Linked DNA regions of Homo sapiens: region 2 is linked to region 1. The links are chromatin loops, found by intact Hi-C in ENCODE. Cell type or tissue: PC-9. All regions are shown on one strand. Links, peaks and the distances in the headings refer to the core of each region. The heading gives the core; the rest is flanking DNA. Region 1 holds the start of UBALD1 (UBA like domain containing 1). Region 2 has its middle 7.9 kb from the start of PPL.

Evidence for each region. Peaks named below come from ENCODE experiments on the same cell type or tissue, not always from the same donor. Only the 100,000 strongest peaks of a DNase experiment are listed, where the experiment ranks them.
Region 2: it touches region 1 in a loop (7-fold over the local background); 23 of 110 quality-filtered maps call a loop at or near these places.

The regions. Positions count from the first base shown.
Region 1 is chr16:4,611,869-4,620,082 of GRCh38, reverse strand. UBALD1 (UBA like domain containing 1) reads left to right here and starts at 5,195. Exons shown (of 3, transcript NM_145253.3): 1 at 5,195-5,405. The coding sequence starts at 5,286. RefSeq lists silencers at 3,462-3,691, 4,935-5,174, 5,515-5,614, 5,655-5,764, 5,845-6,014 and enhancers at 3,742-4,001, 3,839-4,410, 4,411-4,983. In PC-9, for the core only: a CTCF peak has its summit at 3,392; DNase peaks (open chromatin) are centred at 3,732, 5,142 and 6,952; H3K4me3 peaks cover 5,000 bases; H3K27ac peaks cover 3,399 bases.
Region 2 is chr16:4,940,903-4,949,288 of GRCh38, reverse strand. No RefSeq gene overlaps it. Among named protein-coding and RNA genes, the nearest start is that of PPL, 7.9 kb to the right of the region's middle. RefSeq lists enhancers at 720-1,477, 4,878-5,391, 5,392-5,905, 5,906-6,419. In PC-9, for the core only: no CTCF peak of the experiment used is centred there; DNase peaks (open chromatin) are centred at 1,308, 3,438, 4,368 and 5,808; H3K4me3 peaks cover 1,249 bases; H3K27ac peaks cover 5,437 bases.

The DNA of each region.
Region 1 (8,214 bases), core at 215-8,214:
ACCTCTATAGTGGGAAAGAACTGAGTACGGCACAGGACTAGAATCAAGTGAGGGAGATGGCAAGGCAAGGGCCAGATCTTGCCTCACATTCAGCCAGCATTGGGCTCTCTGAAACGTAAAGACAGGGCCAGGTGCGGTGTCTCACGCCTGTAATCTCAGCATTTTGGGAGGCCAAGGCAGGTGGATCGCTTGAGCCTAGGAGTTCGAGGCCAGCCTGGGCACCATGGCAAAGCCCTGTCTCTACAGAAAATATAAACATTAACCAGGCGTGGTGGTGCACATGTGTAGTCCCAGCTACTTGGGAGGCTGAGGTGGAAGGATCCTTTGAGGCTGGGAGGTCGAGACTGTAGCGAGCCATGATTGTGCCACTGCACTGCAGCCTGGGTGACAGAGTGAGACCCTGTCTCAAAAATAAAATAAAATGAAAAAAAAAAAAAAAGAAACATAAAGACAGACGCTGGAGACGACTGGTGGCTTCCTGGTCTGAGTGCCTGAGTCTCAAGTCTAGACTTCTCAACCCCCTGAGTGGGCAGGATCCTGGCGTATTCTGGTGCTCCCAGAGCCAGGCACCCGGTGGGTGTCTGATAAGCACATCTGTGGAATAAATCAAAGAATGGGGTGAGGAGGAGGCGGCCAGGGCCCTGGGCCCCCCATGGACTGGCCATGTGAAGTCTGGCAAAGCCTTGAACCTCTTGGGCCCTCAGGTGACATAAGGGCACTGCTGGAAATGCCTTCTCCTCTCCCTCCCACTAGGTGCTGGCCCCAGCTGTCAGGTTCCATCCCAGCCTGCTAAGGAATCCAAAGTTCATTCTCCAACCAGGCTAATCCTGGCTAAAAACAAGGTTGTTTTTTAATTCCCTGTTGCCCGTGGAAAAACAAGCTGGCTTAGGGGATGGGGGTGAGGGGGTTGCATGGAGACCAGTAGGGTGACCTTTGACTCTGCCAGCCCCACCTGCCCAACTCTTGCCAGCCTGCTGGCCTGAGAGAGATCCTCCTGAGCTGGGCAAGCCTGGGCAGGCAGCTGAGTGGTACCTGGACGATGGTGGAAGGAGGGGTGAAGGCACTTCCTGCCTCCCTATGCAAGGCAAGCCCTTAGTGGGCCCTGCCGGGACAGTGTCCCTCCTCCCTTGCCAGAAATGCACCATGGGTGCCCGCTCTTCTCCACAGGTTCTGAATGTCAGAGGGTAAGGCTGGATTCCAGCCTCAGTTTTATCTGTAAAATAGGGCTAGGGCTTCCCAGAGTGGTCCAGATGGAGGCAAACAGGTGAGAGCACTAGAACCGTGCAAATAGCACCAGGCCCTGCACTCTGCATTTTACAGGCATTAATCTTCCACAGCAGTGAGGCCAGAACTCAGCCCCGCCAGTGAGAAAGTGAAGCCCAGAGCTCTGGTAACTCGCTCAACATTAAGCATTAAGTCATTAAGCAGCGGAGTCAAGCCTGACACCCAGGTCTGTCTAGCTCCCGAACCTGCCCACCTTCTACCACACTGTGTTGTCGTCCTAGTGGTAATTATTATAGCGGGAATCATATTCAGAGCTGGTTTTTACTGTGGGCCTACCCTGTGGAGCACTTTGCCCATATTAATTCATGCATATGAGCTTTGCAAAGGTTAAGGAGCAACTCTTAGCAAGAGCAAACATCTCTTGGAACCATCAGGGTTTACAAAATACTGTGGCCCCTAAGTGATCCGCAAACAGCAGGAAAGAATTTTAAACTGTATTTCCCGTGGTCAGATGGCTTCTGCCGAGGCTAAGTGCCTGCCTGGGAAAAGCCAAGACTCAGTGTCCGCCCCTTGCCTATAGGCCAGGCTCCCAGCCCCAGCCCTCAGAGACCAACTCCACTGCACCCTGACTCCCTTCCCTCCCCAGCCCTCTCCGCTATCTCAGTGCCCCAAGCCTTCCCCACCACCCTACCCTCCCACCCCAGGACATTTCAGGTCCAGTCCACTAGTTCCCCTACTGTCCTCCTCCCACCACCCAATGGGAGAGTCCTTGGTCAGGCTTGAGGGGCCCGGGTAGGAGCCGCAGCTTGAGGCAATTCCCTCCATTCCATCCAATTCCGAAGGCAGGGCAGACTCCCCTGGAACCAGACACATCAAGAACGTCGCCTAGTTCAGACCGGAGCTCTCCACCACCATCTGATCCCAGCACAGCCACAGCCACAGTGATCCCAACGTGTCCAAGGGATCAGATCTGTTTACACATTTCAGTATCCCCTAACTCACCCCCAGGGCCAGTGCCGGCCTCCCTAGGGCATTTTTTATTTTTTGGAGACAGGATCTTGCGCTGTTCCCCAGGCACAATCACGGCTCACTGCAGCCTCTGACTTCCCAGGCTCAAGCAATCCTCCTACCTCAATCTGTAGCTGGGACTCCAGAATTTTTTTTTTTTTCTTGAGACAGTCTTGCTCTGTCGTCTAGGCTGGAATGCAATGGCGCGATCTCAGCTCACTGCAGCCTCCGCCTCCTGAGTTCAAGCAATTCTCCTGCCTCAGCTTCCCCAGTAGCTGGCACTACAGGCGTGTGCCACCATGTCCGGCTAATTTTTGTATTTTTAGTAGAGACGGTTTGACCAGGCTGGTCTGGAACTCCTAACCTCAAGGGATCTGCCCGCCTCGGCCTCCCAAAGCGCTAGGATTACAAGCGTGAGCCACGGCGCCCGGCCAATTTTTTTTATTTTTTATTTTTTGTAGAGACGAGGGTCTCACTATGTTGCCCAGACTGGTCGCAAACTCCTGGACTCTAGTGATCCGCGCCCATCTCGGCCTCCTAAAGTGTTGAGATTACTTACAGGTGTGAGCCATGGAACCCAGCTAATTCTCTGTTTTTTTGTTGTTGCTTTGTTTTTTGGTTTTTTTTTTTGAGACAGAGTCTTGCTCTGTGGCCCAGGCTGCAGGGCAGTGGCGCGATCGCGGCTCACTGCAACCTCCGCCTCCTGGGTTCAAGCGATTCTCCTGCCTCAGCTTCTGGAGTAGCTGGGATTACAGGCGACTGCCACCACGCCCGGCTAGTGTTTGTATTTTTAGTAGAGAACGGGTTTCGCCGTTTTGGTCAGGCTGGTCTCGAATTCCTGACCTCAGGTGATCCGCCAGCCTCGGCCTCCCAAAGTGCTGGGATTACAGGCGTGAGCCACTGCGCCCGACCCGAACTCAGCTAATTTTCTTAAAATGTAAATCTCTGTAGAGGCGTGTTCTCAAAGTCCTGGGCCTAGGCAATCCTCCCTCCTCGGACCCCGAGTAGGTGGGATTACAGGCCACCGCGCCAGCCCGGGAGGGCATTTTCCATCTTGCAAGGCTATACTCGTCCTCCGGGTTTCCGAAATTCGCTCCCAACCCCAGCCGTTCTCACAGCCCCCACCCGGCTATTGCTCTTCTGTCGCCCCACGCTAGGTCAGGGCCAGGAAAAGAGGAAAGACTCAACAAATAGTGTCTCAACGAAGGAGGCTGGGGCCAGGGGGCGCAAGGAGCCGGACCAAGGTCACCTAGAGCTGCTATGATCGCGCCTTACCGCCCCCGGGCGCTCGAAGCGGGCTAAAGCCTCACTAGCTGTCAGCAACGTCAACCGGAAGCGCCATGTGCCGGTCTGTAAACACCGCCCGGTCGCCCCGCCCCCGGCTCCGCCCCCGGCCTCCCCGGCCCAGCGCCCGCCCCCGCCGCCTCTTCATTGGGCGACCAGCTTTGTTTACCTTATATGGCCAGGTCCTAACACCCCGAGGCTGTCCATTGGTCGAGGCACGACCTCACTCAGCTGACGTCACCGGGACCAAACGATGCAAATAAACCGAGGCATTCTGGGAAAGGGAGTTTGGGGCCGCTCCGGAACTGGCTCTGCCGGGCCTTGGCGCCCGCCCGCTAAGGGCCGAGATTTCCGGCAAAGAGCACGAGATTTTGCGTGGGAAAGCGGGAGAACTGCTGGGAGGGGGACCCCGAAGCACCAGAGGCTGCTGGCCCCGCCAGCCTGTCCCAGGCGCCGTCCAGAGGGTCATGGGGCTACAGTGGGGCAGGCCCAGAGCCAGGCTAGGAAGGACCCATGCCACGAGTGGGCGATGAGAGATTGAGTGAGGAGAGCTAGGAGGCTAGCTATAGGCGGTGACGTGCGGCGGAGCTTTTAAGTGGCTCATTCATTCATTCACTGAACGAGTATTTGTCGGCGCCTACAGTGTGCCGGGCCTTTCAGCCTAGACCAGCCGATTTGGGCCAAAATTCCTAGAGACCCCTCTCTTAAGGGCGTGCCTACTATTTAACACAGAGCGATGCCAATCACAGAGGGGTTCAGGGTCCCTAGGTCTTAGCAAAGACGCCTGTGGCCCGGCGTTTGCGCCCATGCACAGATCTGTATGCCCCACCTTGGGACCCCAATTCGTGCCAGAGCAGGGGCACGGGTGCCACCGAGAGCAATGAGGGCGACATGGACGTGCCTGGCTCTGGTCACGGTCTGGACAGCTGCGCACAGTAGGCACTTAGCGTTCAGTCACAGTCCCCGGGGCATGGCAAAGACGTCTGTGGCCTGGCGTTTGCGCCCATGCACAGATCTGTGGCCCCGGCCTCTGGGCTCCTAATTCCCGCCAGAGCAGGGGCGTGGGTGCCACCGAGAGCAACGAGGGCGACGTGGACGTGACTGGCTCTGGTCCCAGCTCAGGCGCCTGCACACATTAGGCACTCAGTTTTCAGACACCGTTCCTGGGCCTTGGCAAAAACGCCTATGCACGAACCTGAGGCCCCCGCCTGCGGACCTCCATCCGTGCCAGAGCAGGGGCCGGGTGCCACCCAGAGCAACGAGGGCGACGTGGACTCCCCCAACCCTGGTCACGGCCCGGGCATCCACACACAGTAGGCGCTCACAGTTCAGACACGGTCCCCAGGCCTTGGCCAAGATCCTGTGGTCAGGCATTTGCGCCCATGCACAGACGTGGCCCCCGCCAGCGGACCCCCATCCGTGCCAGAGCAGGGGCACGGGTGCCACCGAGAGCAACGAGGACGACGTGGACGCGCCCGGCTCGGGTTACGGCCCGGACATCCGCACAGCGGGCGCTCGGTGCTCAGACACGCCCCTTCCCGGGCTTCGCGTCCCCTAGGGTGCCGGCCCCGCTCCCCCGGGGCGCCCGGCGCACCGTGGGGACTACATATCCCAGCATGCCGCGGCGCCGGCGGAGCGAGGCGAGGCGCGGTGAGTCAGAGCCGCACAGTAAATATTTGTATTAGCCGGAGCCGGCTCGCTAATGGTGGACGCGTGAGGCGGAGGCGCGGGCGGAGGAGGGAGGCCGGAGCGGGCAGCGCGGCGGCGCCATGTCCGTGAACATGGACGAGCTCAAGCACCAGGTCATGATCAACCAGTTCGTGCTGACGGCGGGCTGCGCGGCCGACCAGGCGAAGCAACTGCTGCAGGCGGCCCACTGGCAGTTCGAGGTGCGCGGCGCCGGAGCCGGGCGAGGGCCGGGGCCACGGGCGGAGTGTGTCCCGCGTGGCCGCCGGGCGGGGGCGGACGGCGTGGACGCGTGCCGGCTGTGCGCCCCCTCCGGGCCGCAGACCCGACCCGCTTTCCCGACGGCGGTGCCCGGCGTCCGGATCCCAAGGGCTCGCGGCGGGCGGAGGTGGGAACCGGGCCACCGGTCGGGGATACGCCGCCCCCGCGGGGCCGCGAGTCCCCCGGGATCGAGACGGGGACCCCCCCCACCCCTTTTGTCCGGGTAACGGCCGAGGGCCGGGCGGCCCCGCGGTGCAGACGGACAGTCGGGCGGGCGGCCGGAAGGAGGACGCCCCAGGCCTCGGCAGAGCTGGGCCGGAGGGCGGAGCCGCTCCGGGCGAGTGGTCCGAGGGTCCGCGTGCCTGGTGGGCGGTCGGCGGCGTGCGCACACGTCCATGTGCATTTGTGTTTACGCACGCACCGCGCCACGGCGTCGGCCGGGCACCGGGGAGGTGGCGGACCTGCGGGCACGTTGGCGCGCGTGTGAACGCGCAGCCCCCTGGTGCGTTTGGTGTGTGATCAACGCGTACACATGTGGCGGGTGTGCAGATGCCGCCCGTGCCCGGCACGGTGTGATGTGTGTACACGGCCTGGAGTGTAGGGGTGGCGTGTCGGAGCCCCACACTACACCACAGGGATGAGCGTGTATCCCCTTCAGAGGTGTGCCTGGGGACTCCGTGTGCGCGACTAGGTGCTCTCCTGGGGCTGGCAGGGGCATCTGTCCCTTTACCGGTGCAATGGGGAGGGTGCACACGGTTCACCAGCTTTCGGGCTAGCTGGGTAGGAGGTGATGCTGCCCCGGTCTGGCACCCACTCCCCCGGGCCTCTCCTAACCCATAGGACAGTAGTGCTCCTGGCTTGTGCTGCCCAGAGGCTACCTGGCTTTCCCTAATTCACCGACCCCAGGATTAACCCCATGGTGGTTGGTATCAGGGGATGAGGCCAGAGCCCTTTGAGCTGTGCCCCTCACAGGGGTAGGGTCATGGCCTCAGCCATCCCGGTACCATCTGTGCCCAGCCGGGGACTGGGAACCTGGTTTCTCCATGAGGAGCCATCCCAGGGCCTGCAGGAGGGACTAGAAGCCAGAGGACTCTGAGGCTCCGCTTCCTGGGGACTGCAGGGGGATCAGAATGTCCCAAGCTTGGGACAGTCTGGGAAGGCAGTGGCCATCCCATCCAGATGAGTACATCCCTCTCTCCTTGCCTACTTCCCTCCTACCAGCCGTCGCGGAGGCCACTGATCCTGTGTGGTGTTCACCCCAGGACGTGGGAGGCTGCTCTGTCCCTCTGGCCTTAGTTTCCACATCTGTATGGTGGGGTTGGGGGGCATGAGTCAGCTTCTGTTGGCCAGCTTACTGCCCCCTGTGCCCCAAGGCAGCCCCACCCGGAGGAAGCTCCCTGCTTCCCTCCTGGTCTCCACAGCCCTCATCAGCCCTGTTTGTGTCAGGGGCTGGATGTGGCAAAACTTGCAAAACCGCATTCATGGCAGTTACACATCTGCACGCAGGGTTCCCTCGCTGCCTGGGGCTGGGCAGGTAGGTGTCCGGTGGGAAGCGGGCCCTGCCTGCAGGACTCAGCCCAGCCCTCAAAACCTGGCACCCAGCTGGCACCCAGGCCACATCCCTCAGCGGCACAGTTAATTGAAAATGCAGCTTTGAGGAGTGCAATGTCTGGGGAAAGACTGTTCCCAGAGGGGCAGGAGCATCTGGGGCCTCTGGTGGCTCCCAGGGTCCCCATGGGAGGAGCCCTGTGCCCTCCACTCCCAAGTCTCAGTTGTGCCATCTGTAAAGTGGGGGCCGCCAGGGAGGCTGGAGGAAGGTGACGGGACTTCAGGCCTTGGAATGGGGCTGAGTGAGGGGTTCACATGGCCACCCCATCCCTCTCCACGCTCCACCCGCTGGCTGCATCCACCAGGCGGTGTTTCTGGGTCACATTTGCTGCAATTCAGGTGCTAATGGGGGCAGGAGGCTGCAGGGGGAGGGGCCGGTGTCTAGTGGGGCAGATGTTTCTCAATGGAGAATGCTCACAGCGGCCTGCAGAGGGGGTCTGGTGTGGCCTGGGGCTCCTGGGGTTGGGATTTACACAGTGAGCCTGGGCTTTGGGGCACAGCTGCTGCTGACAGAGGGTCTTGGGGTCTGGGAAGGTGCTTAAAGCCCGGCCCCCATGCCTGAGCTCCCACACCCCTGTTTAGGGACACCCAGATAGGGTGTCTCCTGCAGGAAATTCCCCACATAATTCATTTATTTAAAAAATATTTTTTGCCGGGCACGGTGGTTCATGCCTGTAATCCCAGCACTTTGGGAGGCCAAGGTGGGCGGATCATGAGGTCAAGAGATCAAGACCATCCTGGCCAACATGGTGAAACCCCATCTCTACTAAAAATACAAAAGTTAGCCAGGTGTGGTGGCACGTGCCTGTAGTCCCAGCTACTCGGGAGGCTGAGGCAGGAGAATCACTTGAACTAGAAGGCAAAGGTTGCAGTGAGCCCAGATAACGCCACTGCACTCCAGCCTGGTGACAGAGCGAGACTCCGTCTCAAAAAAAAAAAAAAAAAAAATCTAAATAGCCTCCCACCCATACCCCCTGATCGAGGGCAGGCCCCAGGAGCCAGGCTGGATTTCTGGGTGTGCTGGGCCTGGGAGGGCCAGGAAGTCAAGCTGGCATTAGGGGAGTGGGCCTGAGGGGTGGCGGTAGGGGCACCTCGGCGGCTTGAAGCTCCAAGTCTGGGCCTGGGACTTGGCAGGGCCCCGAG
Region 2 (8,386 bases), core at 133-8,132, 330 kb before region 1:
ACGGAGGAGGAGCCAGGAGGAGGGAGGCCACCAAAGTGACCTCAGGAATCTGGAGGTGAGGGGGTGAGACCCTAGATCTCTTGCCCAGGTAGATGCTGTAGGAATGGAAAGGGAGACCCAGGAGAACCAGGAAGGGGAAGCTGTTCCTAGAGAGCGCATCCGTGGAGCGGATGCAGACAGAGGAACCTGGGGAAAACGACCTCTTGTCATTGGAGCCGGACAGTCCCACCTGAAGGTCAGCTCAGGTCTTCAGGAGCTCTCAGTGTGTGATTCTGACCACCAAGCAGGGGTCAGAACAAGGGACTGGCCGCTGGGGAGGGGCCACAGGCACCAACACCCAAAGCTCAGCCCCATCAACACAGCGACTCCAGGGACCCCCCAGCTCAGTGCCTGAGGCCTCAGCTGCCACCCAGCCCCTCTAGGCTGCCCCTGCCAAGAAGAGGACCAGGGACCCGAGCTGTCCTCTTCTCCATGCCTGGGCCCAGGTGGACCCTGCGACAGCCACCAGATGCACGCTGCTACTTACGTTTGCATTAATTAAATTCTGTAAATATGAATATGCTCTATATTTACATAAATAACAATACACATAAACAATAAAATTAACAATTCAGGCTGGGCGTGGCGGCAGGCGACTGTCATCCCAGCACTGTGGGAGGCTTAGTCCGGAGGATGGCTTGAGCTCGGGAGTTCAAGGCACCCTGGGCAACACAGTGAGAATCTCCCATCTCTACAAAAAATAAATTAATGGATTAAAATGAATTTTTAAAAATTAACAATTCAATTCCTCAGTTGCACTAGTCACATTTCACGTGCTCAGTAGCCACATGTGGCTTGCCGCCTCCATGTATACAGAATATTTCCATTGTCACAGGCAGTTTTATTGGACAAGGCTACACTGAGGTCTCCCCACCCCCAACCAGTGGAGGGGGGCCTTTTGGCTGGGGACAGGGGACAGGATGGTCTGGGTAGCGGGAGGTCAGGGACTCCAGGGCTGAAAGGAGGAGTATTTGCCCAGAGCGGAGTCCTGGGCGTGTGTGGGGATTAAGCCTGAGCTTGTGATTAGAGAATGGCCTGGGAGGCGGCTGATGGGGGCTTGGCTGCCTGGGCCCAGCAGGAATGTTTGAGCTCAGCAGAGAGCGTGAACAAAGAGTGGAGGCAGAGCCAGGCAGGCAGGCAGGTGGAGGACGAGCTCACGGAGACACAGGGCAGCTCCGTTCTGAAGCGGAAATGGCAAAACACGACACCTAATAGCAGGCAGCTTCCTTTTTTCACTTGCTACACCCTCAGCTTCCCTGTGAGGCCCACAGGCCTCCCCGAATTCCTCCCAGACTAGGGCAGTTTTGTAATTTACCACCGCTTCCCCCACTGATGGGCACTTAGGTTATTTCATTTGTAAAAAATGTGGTTATCTGTTTGCTTTTCTGTCCCTCCTCCCTTCCAAGACAGGGGGCCCCCAGGATGTGAGGGATGTATCGTGTTTGCTACTATATCCCCAGAGCCGGGTACACAGTAGGTGCTCAATAAATGGATGAGTGACTTGTGGGAGGTATTGTGGGGGCAAGAGGTCGAGATCCTCCACGGGGGTTGGGGAGGAGCCTGGCTCCTGGGAAATGTCAGTGATGCAGAAAACACGATGAGGGAACCTGACGCCCTGCAAGCTAAGGCCTCCCCTTCCTCACCGGGTCCTCAACCACCCTCAGACTGGAGTCTGGCCACTTTCCTCATAGTGTCCCTGGGCCCCCACCTGACGGTGACTCTGTGCCGACTGCAGACTTTGTCTCCTGGGGCACACAGAAGAGGCGCCATGATCCACCCAAGGGGACCTCAAACTTACATTGTTTGTCCATTCCCACTCCTGTCTCCCACAGCAAGCTCCCTGGGAGCAGGAACCTGAGTCTATTGTACTTGATCTTGAATCCTGAGTGCCTAGAACAGGACTTGTCACGTAGCAGGTGCTTAGTAAATATTTGACAAATGAAGGGATGGATGGATGGATGGATAGATGGATGGATGGATGGATGGAGGAAGGGAGGGAGAGAGGGAAGAATGGAGGGATGAAGATATGGATGGATGGATGCAGGAATGGAGGGATGAAGAGATGGATGGAGGAATGGAGGGATGAAGAGATGGATGGATGGATGGATGGATGGATGGAGGAATGGAGGGATGAAGGGATGAAGAGATGGATGAATGGATGGATGGAGGAAGGAAGGGAGGGAGGGAAGGAGAGATGGAGGGATGGAGAGATGGAGGGATAGATGGATGAATGGATGGATGGATAGATGGATGGATGGAGGGATGGATGGATGGATGGAGGGATGGATGGATGGATGAACAAACCAATGAACCTCTTCTCTTCCATCATAGTTTTAACTTAGGACCTACTAACCCTTTCCTGGTCCTCCCCTAAGGGGACCTTCTCCGGGATCACAACAGTACACTGGTCCTCCCACTCATTCATTTATTCATTCAACAATGACACTGAACACCCACTCTGTTGCCCAGGCTGGAGTGCAGCAGTACAATCTCGGCTCACTGCAACCTCCACCTCCTGGGTTCAAGTGATTCTCCTGCCTCAGCCTCCTGAGTAGCTGGGATTACAGGCACCCGCCACCACGCCTGGCTAATTTTTATATTTTTAGTAGAGACAGGGTTTCGCCATGTTGGCCAAGCTGGTCTCAAACTCCTGACCTCAGGTGATCCAACCTTTTCAGCCTCCCAAAGTGCTGGGATGACAGGCGTGAGCCACCGCGTCCAGCCTAAAATTTTTTAAAATGTGCCCTTTCTTGCATGTTCATCACATCTCAATCAAGCTGGAAGAAAAAGTGCCAGCCTCCAAGCCTGGTACTCAGCACGTGGCCTGGTTTATAGTAAATGCCCAACAAAAGTTACTATTTGCCATGATTCCATGTCTTCCTTTATTGAGACTTTTCAAGACCCTACAGAGCAGGTGTCAGAGTGTCCCCATTTTGCAGATGGGGAAACTGAGGTTAAGAGAGGTGAAGACATTTGCCCAGGGTCACACAGTTAGGAAATAGATCAGTTGAGATTTGACACCTCAGCTCACTGGCTCTTCCCCATGGTACAGAGAAGTTAAGCCACCAGCCCACAGTCCCGCAGCTGGGTGCATGGCAGAGCCAGGGTTCAAACCCAGGTTGGCTTCAAACTAAACCCTAATTTGGCTTTGTGTTCGGCCCCTTGTGGCCTAGTCTGTCCATCACTGAGTCATCCTGGCTTGGGAGGAAACGGGGCCCTGACCTCCTGACCTGGGCTGTCCTCCATCACACCTGGCACCGGCCCCAAAAATGCAGCCCCACCAGTCTGGGCAGTGTGAGGTGAGGTGGGGCAGGGAGGAAGCAGGCTTGGGCGTTGGACAGAAGATGGGAGTTTTGGGGCTGGGTTGGGCAGCCTGTCCTGCCGGGATCCTGAGCCAGCAGAGCCTGTCCGGCCCCACCCAGCCCCTCTTTCTGCCCTGACAGTGTGACTTCCTCACTTGATGTACCCACCCCTGAGAGGCCTAGGGCCAGGCTTGACAAGTGGGATCCAAGATGTGTAGCAGGTTGTGTCAGAAAGTGCCCCGGGGGCTGGGCGCAGTGACTCACTCCTATAATCCCAGCACTTTGGGTGGCAGAGGCAGGAGGATCATTTGAGCCCAGGAGTTTGAGACCAGCCTGGACAACATAGCGAGACCCCAACTCTACAAAAAAGTTTTTTAAATTAGCCAGGCGTGGTGGCGCCCCTGTGGTCCTAGCAACTCAGGAGGCTGAGATGGGAGGATTGCTTGAGCCCAGGAGTCTGAGGCTACAGTGACTTGTGATCATGCCACTGCACTTCAGCCTTGGTGACAGAGCAAGACCCTGTCTCAAAGAGAAGAAGAAAAAGGAATGTGGCCCAGGGTTCAAGATGAAGTGTCTGAAATCCCAAAAACCTGGATCTGCAAGATGGGCTGATGGGCTTTTCATAGTCACGGTGGACCCCAGCCATGGGTGGGGCAGAGTCGAAGAACCCTTTGCTGAGCCCACGGCTAACCCCTCAGTGGCTGGGGAGGGGAAAAACCAGGGTGGCCAGGGGCTCAGAGCAACCGCTATTTAACTACCGGTTGGGAGCTATTTCAATATTTTGATAACACACAGGGCTGTACAGGTGCATTCAGGAGAGAGCCAGGAGGCGGTCATCGGAGCAGCGGCTCCCTGGGCCGGCAGGAGGGCGGGGCTGCCTGGCAGGCAGGGAGAAGTGGCATTCTGCCAGGGGGCCCGGGCGGGTAGGGGCCTGAGGCACATTCTCAGGGGATGACTCAGGGGCAGGCAGAGCATGACTCACCGTAGACCCTCTCCTGCTCCAGCTGCCAGGGCCTGGCCTCCCCTCTGGCCCCAGGAGAACTGTGGGGAGCTCACAGGGCCCCCAGCCCAGAGCTGAGCGTGAGTCAGCCCATGTGGGCTGGAGGGCCAGCACAATTTTCCACTCCTTGAATTGTCCTGTAAGAAAAGTAAACACATGTTACAAAACAGGGGTGAAGCTGGGCCAGCCCCCTCCTGTCCCCTCGGAGCAGGGACAGGAGCAGGGCCTTCATGCCAGGGGCTGTGCACACATCCCTGCCCACCGGCTCTTCCCAATTTTACAGATGGGGAAACTGAGGTCTAGAGAGGTTAAGAGAGCCACCTGCCCAAGGTCACACGGCTAAGGTGTGAGGTGGAGCCAAGTTTCAAACCCAGGTTTCAGGCTGAAACCTGTAAGTGTATCCCGGCTGTGGGCAGACCAGGGCTGGAGTTACTGCAACATCTGTTTCTGTTCACAGCCGTGTTTCTCAGGGTGGCCCCAAACTCACCTGCCTCAGCATCCCACGGAGTAGGTGTTTGTTAAAATGCAGATTCCTGGCTGGGTGCGGTGGCTCACGCCTATAATCCCAGCACTTTGGGAGGCTGAGGCTGGTGGATCATTTGAGGTCAGGAGTTTGATACCAGCCTGGCCAACAGGGTGAAACCCCATCTCTACTAAAAATACAAAAATTAGCCAGGTGTGGTGGTGCATGCCTGTAATCCCAGCTACTCAGGAGGCTGAGGCAGGGGAACTGCTTGAGCTTGGGAGGCGGATGTTGCAGTGAGCCGAGATTGTACCACTGCACTCCAGTTTAGGCAAGAGAGTCAGACCCTGTCTCAAAAAAAATGCAGATTCCTTGGTGGCTCATGCCTGTAATCCCAGCACTTTGGGAGGCTGAGGCAAGAGATTGACTTGAGCCCAGGCATTCAAGACCAGCCTGGGTAACACAGCGAGACCTCATCTCTATAATTAATAAATAAATAAATGCAGATTTCTCGGCCCTGCCAAGACTCACCCAACCGTAATCTCTTCCAGGGAGGGACCCTGGAATCTGCATTTGTAAATGCACCCCAAGTTGGGGTGCATACAGCCACAGATGGGAGAATGGCTGTCTCGGAGAGGGCTCGGGATATATCCCACATGTCCCTCTGTCCCGGGCTGGGCGAATGCTGCCCCTCTTGTTTCAAACTGGTTCACAGGCGAATACCCCAAACACCTCTCCAGCTGCTAGGGCAACAGTGATGGCAAACAAGGAGGGCGGGCGTGAGGAACCCTTCCGAAGTTGGTGGCCTCCCATGAGCTGGCTGCCTGGTCTGGCTGCAGGAACACAGGTTTCAGGGTCGCTGAGGGTGGCCTGGTTGCCAGGGAACAAATGGCCCTGAAGGTGCGAGCAAACTCGAGGAAAGCAAGCACCCTCCCCCACCCCGGCAGGCTGGCCCTCCACCCACGGCAACAGAGGGGATGAGTCACTTGGCAGGAGAGGGCTTCGCGGATCCAAACAAATCCCATCTGCCCAGAGGAGGATGCATGGGGTGAGAACGGATCTCCCACCCCATCCGGCCTGCCCACAAACGTGTGGTGTGTGCACGTGTGTACACATGTGCGCACACACACAGCCATGGGAGCTCCTAGCCCAGCTCCTAGAGAATGGAGAGGGGAGGGATGGTGAAGCGCCACTCAAATTCCTCCCTAAATCTGCTAATTCTACCCGCCACTCCTGGGCCAGGCTCAGCTGAGTCAGCGGGAGACCAGCCCAGCTGCCCCAAGCCCGAGCCCAGGAATTAGAACTCTGAAGAGTGGAGGGAGGCAGAGGTTCAAGAGCTCAGTCCAGGAGCAGGCTGACCCAGGTACCAGCCCAAATGGGCCCTGTGCTTCTCAGGGCCCATTTCCTTCCCTGAAAAGTAAGACAAGAGAGGCCAGGCACCGTGGCCCATGCCTGTATTCCCAGCAGTTTGGAAGGCCAAGGTGGGAGGATCACTTGAGCCCAGGAGTTCTCAACCAGCCTGGGCAACAGCAAGACCCCGTATTTACAAAAAATTTAAAAATTACCCAGGCTTCCTGGTGTGCATCTGTAGTCCCAGCTACTCAAGAGGTCGAGGTGGGAGAATCGCTTGAGTCCAGGAGGTCGAGGCTGCAGTGAACTATGATCACACCACTGCACTGCAGCCTGGGCGACAGAACGAGACCCTGTGTCTTAAAATTAATTAAAGAAAATAAGACAAGGAAGTGGCTACCTCCCAGGCAGGGAGCACTGCCCTGCTTCACCCAGTGGGGGTGGTTGGGCACGTGCCATGGTGCCTGGCACAGAGTCAGCCCTCAATAAACAAGAGGTGACATTACTATTATCAATGCCGTCACTGTTATTCAGCAGCTGAGCTAGAATTCACTGCTGACCTAGAGGTCCCTGATCTGGTTCCCTCCCGCAAACCAACTCTTAACCTTCCTAGGAGTTGTAGGGAAAGGGGATTTGGCAGGTTGGAGAAGCCGAGAGTTTTGACACTGTTTGGAGCTCCTGTAGTCACTTGTGCCCGTCAGTCCCGCAAACACACAGTCTCTAGCTACAGAGAGAATTCCCTCCCCTTCGTTAGGGGCTACCTAACTGCCAGGGGACATACTGAATGCTTAACACACAGCCTTTCACCCTGTGAAGTTGATGCTAGGTTTGCGCCCACTTCCCAGATGAGGAAAACTGAGGCTCAGAGAGGCAAAATGATTTGCCCGTATTCACACAACTGAAAGGGACTGAGCGGGGATTCAAACCGAGATCTGGGCCGGGCGTGGTGGCTCACGCCTGTAATCCCAGCACTTTGGGAAGCCAAGGCGGGCAGATTGCTTGAGGTCAGGAGTTAGAGAGCAGCCTGACCAACATGGCGAAACCACGTCTCTATAAAAAATACAAAAATTAGCCGGGTGTGGTTTCATGCACCTGCGGTCCCAGCTACTTGGGAGGCAGAGGCAGGAGAATCACTTGACTCCAGGAGGTAGAGGTTGCAGTGAGGCGAGTTCGCGCCACTGCACTCTAGCCTGGGTGACAGAGCAAGACTCCATCCATCTCAAAAAAAAAAAAAAAAAAAATGGCCAGGCGCAGTGGCTCACGCCTGTAATCCCCACACTTTGGGAGGCCAAGGCGGTGGATCACTTGAGGTCAGGAGTTCAAAACCAGCCTGACCAACATGGTGAAACCCCATCTCTACTAAAAATACAAAATTAGCTGGGCGTGGTGGCACACACCTGTAATCCCAGCTACTTGGGGGGCTGAGGTAGGAGAATGGCTGGGAGGCGAAGGTTGCAGTGAGCCAAGATCGCGCCACTGCACTCCAGCCTGAGCAACGAGAGTGAAACTCCATCTCAAAAAGAAAAGAAATTCAAACTTCTTTCTTGTCCTTTTTGGGGAGATTCAGCAACGGTTTCTCATGTATCCTTCCAGAAGTTTTTTGTGCATAGACAAGCATGTTACACACCACACACTCTGTCTTTCCCTCTTTCTTTTGCACTTTGCATCTGGCACTCCACTCCATGTTAGTCTACATATGGTCTCCACATCTGCCCCTTTTCCAGCTGCAGGGTCTTCCTGGTGTAGGCAGCCCTGGTTACCGGACCATCCCCCTCCAAATAGGCAGCAGTTTCTTTACAGAGCTTCTCCATTAGCAACTGTGTTGCCAAAAGCATCCCAGGATGCACACTTAGTACAAGGTCAGCAACACTGCTGCAGTGACCATCCTCAAGGCATGCTGAGCCCGGAGTAAGAGCCCACCTGTGGGGAAAGGTATGGGGAACGAGAAAGGAGAGGGTGTCCAGGCATAGGCAGACCAGGGGGCGACAGCAAGGACGCACAAGTTCCCTGGGAACCCCTCTTGGGGTATGGGGAAGGGGTCTGTGTGCTGAGCCAGCTCCATGTTGAGTTCAGGCTTCTGCGGGTGCAAGGTGACTCCCCGCACACCTGTGTTCTGAAACCCCAGCTCCTCTCTAACACCTGCTCCCAATATCAGCTGGCTGGAGGAAGCATCCCTTCGGGGCCCTGAGATCTAGGCAAGGAAGTCACTTTTGGACGAGGGAGGGCATTGTC